Regions from separate parts of the Homo sapiens genome. Here region 2 is linked to region 1. The links are chromatin loops, found by intact Hi-C in ENCODE. Cell type or tissue: ascending aorta. All regions are shown on one strand.

The links. Hi-C counts contacts between places; a loop is a spot of excess contacts. Peaks named below come from ENCODE experiments on the same cell type or tissue, not always from the same donor. Only the 100,000 strongest peaks of a DNase experiment are listed, where the experiment ranks them.
Region 2: it touches region 1 in a loop (5-fold over the local background); 1 of 110 quality-filtered maps calls a loop at or near these places.

Annotation. Positions count from the first base shown.
Region 1 is chr18:21,456,128-21,460,127 of GRCh38, reverse strand. The region is part of intron 15 of GREB1L (GREB1 like retinoic acid receptor coactivator); the gene reads right to left. Among named protein-coding and RNA genes, the nearest start is that of GREB1L-AS1, 7.1 kb to the right of the region's middle. In ascending aorta, no CTCF peak of the experiment used is centred here; a DNase peak (open chromatin) is centred at 1,647; H3K4me3 peaks cover 711 bases; H3K27ac peaks cover 2,543 bases.
Region 2 is chr18:22,183,225-22,187,224 of GRCh38, reverse strand. All of the region lies in intron 6 of GATA6 (GATA binding protein 6), which reads right to left. Among named protein-coding and RNA genes, the nearest start is that of GATA6, 16 kb to the right of the region's middle. In ascending aorta, a CTCF peak has its summit at 1,768; DNase peaks (open chromatin) are centred at 331, 694, 1,694, 2,399 and 1 weaker place; H3K4me3 peaks cover 3,006 bases; H3K27ac peaks cover 4,000 bases.

The sequences.
Region 1 (4,000 bases):
CATCAACTGGAAAGGTTGATTTTTCCCCACACAGTGAGAACATGTTGTATATGTGTGGCCTGAAGGAGAGTGTGGCCTGAAATTGGGAACATCTGAATGGGTGATTCCAGGATTAGGCAGGGTCCAGGGTATGACGAGGCGGGCAGTCATTGTGGCTGTGGTGAAGCGGGGGGTAAATGTGCCTGAGGGTGAGAACGGAAGGTACTGAGAGCTGGGTATTGGCTGGGCCATCCCCCGGACAGCAATGCATGTGCTGGGTTATGCTTGCACAAAGCAATCTCTCGTGTTTCCTCTACCTCAGGACAGCAGTTTCCCAGTACATTCTTCCTGGGCACCTGTTCCCTGTGTCTTAGTCACTGAACAAAAAATACTGTCTTTTTTTCTGTTGAAATTTTAAGTGACCAACAAGGGAGTATAAGGTTGGTGAGACCAAAAAAATATGTCTTTATTTTTTTATTAAAATTTTTTTTTGTTATTTATTGTTATCTTACAGAAGAAAGCTCTGCCACAAGAAAATCTGTTTTTAGAAACTGAGAATGCCGGCCATGCGCGGTGGCTCACTCCTGTAATCCCAGCACTTTGGGAGGCCGAGGTGGGCAGATCCCCTTGAGGTCAGGAGTTCAAGACAAGCCTGGCCAACATGGTGAAACCCTGCCTCTATTAAAAGTACAAAAATTAGCTGGGCATGGTGGTGGGCGCCTGTAATCCAAGCTACTCGGAAGGCTGGGGCAGGAGAATCACTTGAACCTGAAGGGCGGAGGTTGCAGTGAGCCGAGATTGTGCCACTGCACTCCAGCCCGGGCAACAAGAGTGAAACTCCGTCTCAAAAAAAAAAAAAAAAAAAAAAAGTAAAGAAAAAGAAAAAGAAAAGAAAGTGGGAATGCCTTCCTCTCTCTCTTCACTTCCCCTGCAATGTCTACTGCTTCCTTAAAACTGCCTTATGTCCATTTGAATAGAGTAATCTCTATATCAGCAGACAAATACGTCTCTCTGGCTTTGTTATAATCATGCATGTGTTAAAGTATCAGATTTGTGTCATTCCCCTGACAGGATAAAACTTCCTTGCCTGGATACCTCCAGATCCGCTCCCATTTGCTAGGGCTCCCACCAACACCATTTTACAAGCAGGGAGGCAAAAAACGGACAGTCACTTCCTGTACTTCTCTCTCCCACCTTGAACTGAAATGGGCTTGCCTTTGGATTGCACCAGTATGCTAGTATTCTCATTCACAGAATGCGGGGTCCTCCGAATTAGAATTATGCTACCACTTCAGATTTCTAAAAAAAGGACACTAAAATAAAATAATTTCCTATAGTATAAAAATGCTCCTTCCCCACGATCACTCCAGCAGTTACAAGTCTACGTTACGCAAACTTAAAAGATGTTAAACCCGCTCCATTTCTTTTTTTTTAACCTTCAAATTCTGTCCATGATATTTTGTTTTGTTTTCCTTTTTCCTCCTCCCTCCCCTCTTTGCTTCATTTCTTCATCAGAATGTGTGCTGAGGTTTCAAATGCTTCACTTTAGTGCTGGATCTGCAACAACGTGATGGTTTCTATTTTCATCCTTTTACTTTCAGCCATGCAGGCACTGCCAAGGATGTGCCCTTTCTGCATACTCTGGCAGCTCTTCCCTGCCTGGGTGCTTTTCCTGGCAGACTCTGCTGGAATGCTTTCTTTAGTAAAGGAGGCAAATGGAACCAGGACACAGAGACCTTGGACACTGTTTCTCCTTCTGCCCATCTCTTTCTCCTTCTAGCCCTCCATTCAAACATCAGTTGAGCACCTGCTGGTGCCAGGCCCAAGAGAGGCATGAAACGAGGCACTAGACATGCAACAATAAAAAAACTGTCCTTGGGCCGGGCGCGGTGGCTCACACCTGTAATCCCAGCACTTTGGGAGGCCGAAACGGGTGGATCACCTGAGGTCGGAAGTTCGAGACCAGCCTGACCGACATGGAGAAACCCTGTCTCTACTAAAAATACAAAAAAATTAGCCAGGCATGGTGGCGCATGCCTGTAATCCCAGCTACTCTGGAGGTTGAGGCAGAAGAATCGCTTGAACCCGGGAGGTGGAGGTTGTGGTGAGCCAAGAACGCGCCACTGCACTCCAGCCTGTACAACAAGAGCAAAACTCGGCCTCAAAAAAAAAAAAAAAAAAAAACTGTCCTTGCTCTCAAGGTACTACCCTCTGTGATCTCAGGCAAACTAGGCTCTTCTCAATTCACATGATGACATATGAGGAAACTAAGTCAGATGATTTCTTAAAAACTTTCTGTTTTAACAGCTATGATTTTAAAGAGTTATTTTAATGGATGCTCTCCTGCTATTTATTCTACCCGGAGCAATTTCTCCGTACATTTTAACATGCTTCTAGTCCTTTCTCTTCTATCAATTGGTATGTGTTCCAAGAATATGAAGGTATTTAAATATCAAAATAAATACTTTTTTTGTAATTATGATGTGACTATACATTCATTAAGAATGATGCTCACAAAAGATGTTCATGACATGGAAAGAGGTACACACTGTAATGCCAAGTGAAAAAAACAGAGGTAGGGAAGAGAGGTGGAACACTAGGTATTAAGTTATTTGTTAATGCCAACATTTTAACAGTGGTTACCCTTGAATGGTAGGATTATAAATGTTTAAAGGTTTCTACTTTATTTTTTAAAAATAAGGCATACCATAATCATGTTTTTATAACAAAATAAAGGTATGTTTAAATATACAGAAGTGATTGTTTTTGCAGCAAAAATTTCAGTATGTATGCCAAAGCCAGATGTGAATAATTCTAAAAATATGCTTTGCTTTGAGTGTGCCAAACATGTCTATTACAATGATTTTTTTTTTTCTGGATTCTAAGCTTACATAATTGGTCAAATTCTGGTACCTTTTTGAGAGGTGATAATCTTAAAACACTTTAGAAAAATCTGAGGGCATTGAGAAGAGAAAGGAAAAAACCTGCACAATTTATTCATCTGTCAAAAATGTAAGGCTTTATTTAGGAGCTTGCATTTATTAGGAAAGGTGAAAGTGCAGGTCACTGAGAGGTTATTTCAGGAAAAGGCTCTGCAGATGATTTCGTCACTTCAAACAGGTGCCATGATGTGTTTGCTCAAGCACAATTTGGGATATCAGATCACAAACTCAGGGAGGCCACAAATGCCAAATGGTACAAGTAAAATACTTAAAAGACAAGGCCCTTCCTCCATGTTACGAAAGGAAAAAAATCCATATGAAATAACAAAAAATCTGGCTACTGCTTGGTGTGACCGACAACAACCCACTCCCCATACTGGAGAAGGGGCAGGAAAAATAAATGCAGAAAGAAGCCGGTAGCTGAGAGAGAGAACTCACTTTGGTTTTTGGGAGAGCCATGAGAGAAGGCATTTGACCTTTTCCAGCTCATCACCTACAGGTCGATATTTCCAACAAGTCATTTTGTAACCTGTCATTCCAAAACTGAGAGGCTAAAAAGAAGACTGCACTGTCAACCAGACACTTGGGACTCCAGAAGGTGTGGACAAAACTTCACATGTCAGTCACAGCCACCAAGAGGGGTTAAAGAGATAGAAACAGGGAAAAATGTACTGTCAGTCAGCTCATTTGGCCTCTGGAACAAGAGGCCTTTTTAAAAACTTTTAATTTCAAATTTTGTGGGTACACAGTAGGAGTATATATTTATGGAGCATATGAGAAAATTTGATACACGCATGGAATGTGTAATAATCACATCAGGGTAAATGGGGTATCCATCCCCTGAAGTATTTATCCTTTGTGTTACAAACAATCCAATTACAATACTCTTTTAGTTATTTTTAAAAGTACAATCAAGCAAGATTTCTCACTGAGCCATGCTACTCAAAGTGTGGTCTTCTGACACTGGCTTCACTATAAGCTTGTTAGAAATGCAGAATCCGGGCTGGGTATGGTGGCTTATGCCTGTAATCCCAGCACTTTGGGAGGCTGAGGCTGGTGGATCACTTGAGGTCAGGGGT
Region 2 (4,000 bases), 730 kb before region 1:
AAAGGGGTGAGCCACCGCACCCAGCCCAAAGAAAAACTGATATCTATTTAGATCAACTAAATATACATTTTTTAGTAAATCTGCATGGATAAGAAAATTCTTAGCCAGAAAGAAAGACTATTTTTGCCACAGAAAGCAACCATTTATCAAAAATTTAAGTTTAACATACATTTTTAATAAACAAAAATAATTTCAAAAGAAAAAAATAGGCAATATTTTAAGCAGGGCTGTATGACCGTGAGTCCTCCTGATTTCAGACAGAAACACACTGCCCTCCCTGTGCCTCCAGCACATGCACAGCCTATAACCAAGAGAAACTGAGTCATAAGGTGGCAAGGTCATCGACTTGCTGACTCTTATCTGAAGGAATGTCTCCTTTTTGCCCAGACACAGGTCTCATGAAGGCACAGATTAACAAGTATATAAAGCTAAGACATGAGGCTTCAGAGCAGCACAAAAATTTTCGTGGCATTAGGACAACTTATCCTGGAAGAATGCCGTGCACTAGGAATTATGCCCACACCTTCATTCCTGCTAGGGGAGGGGAGCCCTGGAGCCCCCTCTCCCAGAAGCAGACAACCACGATAGACCCCTTCCACAATACTCAGCTCCTGTGGCTCCTTTCGTCCTGGCCAAGAGAGCTCAGGACTCTGTGTCATGCTAAGGTCCTGGTGCCATCACTTAAATGGCCACGTGAAAGGCAGGTCAGAACCCTGTTCCTGTCATGTCCCAGGACTTACAATAAGCCTGCTGGGAATGCCTACCGGTGATCTCCTACAACTGATTTTTCAGTGGGGAATTAAAGTAAACAGCATGTTTCATGTGGGCCTCTGGAACAGTTTTTTACTTCCTTGCTATAACTCACAGTCATTAAAGAAAGGCAGTGATACTGCTACTTACATCTCTAAATGGAGGGATATGTGGCCCCCAGTTCCACCTTCTGCTGGGAGGGTGCCTAAGATCGCCCTTTGCTTTGTAGTTCCGTGGCCCCATCAAACGAGGGTCACCCTGCACTACTAATTTCTACCAGTCAGTCACAGGGAGCACTGGAGATCCGTGGGGTGGACGCATTACCTTAGGAGGCTTAAACTCCAAGCCAACCTCGGTGCTGTGTATGTAATACATATACTTTGTAAACACCAGATACAACCTTGCTATGTGGATCTGATATTTTCTTCACCCACAGCATTTCACAAAATCCTACAGGCAATCAGTCACAAAGCCAGCTGCCCTCTAACATTATGCACTGTGACCAAAATGGGAAAATGACACACCTTTGTCAACACAGGCACCTTTTAGAAATGCTTCTACCAGCTGCTCACAGATGGCTCCTCCAGCAGACTCTTCACAGCTACTCGGCAGCCACATGGGCCATGCCATACACATGAAGGCTCAGCCCACCCAGAGAGGACATCAAAAAGTGCGAAGGGATCCACAGTTATACGCAGGCACGCCATGAAAACAACCTGGGGACACCACTCAAGCCTACTACAGGTATTCTTACAGGGGGACAGCTTCCAAAGGCAGCCAGCAGACGAGTAGCTGTTTCCCCACAATGGCCACAGCAGGTAGAGGCTTTTGGAGACATCCATGAAATAAAACCCTGCAAGCCCAGGCACCAGCCGTGTGTGCCCTCGGAACAAGGCCAAGAGTCAGTCCCTGGGGAACTGGGGAGGTTGGTAGGCAGGCCAGCAACCCTACCCCCTGCCCTGGTAATGGCAGTCAGTGTTTCTGCTGCGCAGCCCAGAGGCTGGAGAGCTCGGAGAGATGCCCCCTGGCTGCAGCTCACACCAGCCACTCCCAGCTTCTCAGTCCCCGTGGAGGCTGCCTAGACTACCGCAGGGATGGAAGCTTGCAGCTGAAGACCTGGTGTGAAACTAGTACTCTCCAACCCCATCCTTAACATCCTTGTTGCTTTGCCTCCTGGCCTCTGGTGGGGAACTGATCTTTCCTCTGAAGGGCATTGACCAGCAAGCCACCTCCATCTGCTCTGTCCCTGGTGAGAGTTCCTGGGACAATAAGCCTAGGACCAGAGATGGAACTCCCAAGGCCCTTCTTCTAGCCAGACCATGGCCCTTTTCACTGGCTTTTCACTCCTTTCGCTGGACAGCAACCGATAGGACTTGCTAATAGCAAATTTTGAAATTTTACGTCACAAAATCACAAGACTCCACCCACAATGGTTCCAAGTCCCCGAAGCCCATTGTTGGGTATATATCGACCTCAGTGCAATTTATCATTCAAATTAGTCTTTTTGCCACATTTAAGCTGGACTGTACCACCAACAAAAGTGACTTGGAGCTGGCAGCAGTCCTCATTTCAGCTAGGAGAGAGGCGGCTCCCTCCCTGCTTTAGAAAACCAAATTGTTTTGCCTCTAGCTACATAATTGCTCCTGAGGACTACGGCATAATAAAGGATATTTTTAGGCCAGGCGCGGTGACTCATGCCTGTAATCCTAGCACTTTGGGAGGCTGAGGTAGGTGGATCACTTGAGGACAGGAGTTCGAGACCACCCTGGCCAACATGGTGAAACCCCGTCTCTACTAACTATACAAAAAAAAATTAGCCAGGTGAGTTGGTGTATGCCTGTAATTCTAGCTTCTCGGGAGGCTGAAGTGGGAGGATTGCTTGAATCCGGGAAGTGGAGGTTGCAGTGAGCCGAGATTGCGCCACTGCACACTCCAGCCTCGGTGACAGCAAGACTCAGCCTCAAAAAAAAAATAATTATTATTAAATAATCTTTTCATTTCCCAAGAAACATGTTCTATTTACCACTTTCAATCCTCAGTTACATCTAACCTGCCTGTAAAACACAACACCATAGCATGGAGTCCACCTTTATAAAGCCTAGAAACATTCTTTACCATGAGTCTGCAAAAAAAAAAACAACTAAAAGGCTTCTTCCCTTGTGAAACTCTAAAAAGACGTTTTGTTTCCTTACAGAAAAGGCTCAAAAGAATTTGGGTAGGAGGACAAAGAAAAATATCAAATATAATTTTAAGCACAGTTTAAACATTTTGTTTTAAATATTTAATTTTTGTTTGTTAAAGCCAGTAAAAATACAGTGGAAAGAAACCAGGTCTGTGGTTCCCAAACACCTCCGGGGCAGTAGTTCCAATTTCACCTGGGGCACTTGTTCAACAACAGATAGATATCCAAGTCCCACACCCAGAGACTCTGACTTGGAAAATCCAGGGTGGGGCCCAGGAATCTGTAGTATTTTAAAGTACCCCAAATAATTTCAGGAGAAAACTAAATGTAGAAAACAATTACTAAGTAAATAGGCATTTAAATGCTGGTGTTTAGTCCTAATCTTGTCTCAGTGTAGTCCCAAGGGTCACAAGGACACATTTTAAAGTCCTGCTTGCCGCAGGCCCTGCCTTGGAGCTCACTGACGTCTGAGGGAAGGCCCAGTATTTTTTAGAAGGGCATTCCAGGTAAATTTGGGAAACATTAGGGTGGGAAAATGCTCTCTACTAGAGGCAAACTGAGTTTTGGTCACAGCTTTATAAGAAACTAAGTCTGTGATCCTCACGAAGACCCAGGCATCTCCTGTCCACAGTGGCACAAATCACTCCTAGGTTTTGTCATAGCTGAAATAAACGCCAGTACAATTAAGGTACATTAGAAGAAGGCAAGCTCTCCCAGCAAGAACACAATTGGGCAAAGGAAATAGTGAATACAGCAGCATATAACACTTTATGATGAGCTTTGCTTTGGGTGGATGATAAAAAAAGAAAAAAAGGCTGGAATTGATAGGATAAACAAAAGCTACTTAACTGTTATGGGCACTGTAATCTATGAAACCACTGGCCTCATAGTTCTTATGATCTACATCGGAAATACATAAATATACACATATAATATATATAGCAACTCTGATAAAAACCTGGAAATAAAACAATTTAAAACACTTTAAACCAAAACTTCTTGCTTTTACTTGGGTTAATTTAACCATAAAAAAATGATACCGATCTTAATTAAGAGGTTTGTAAAGTA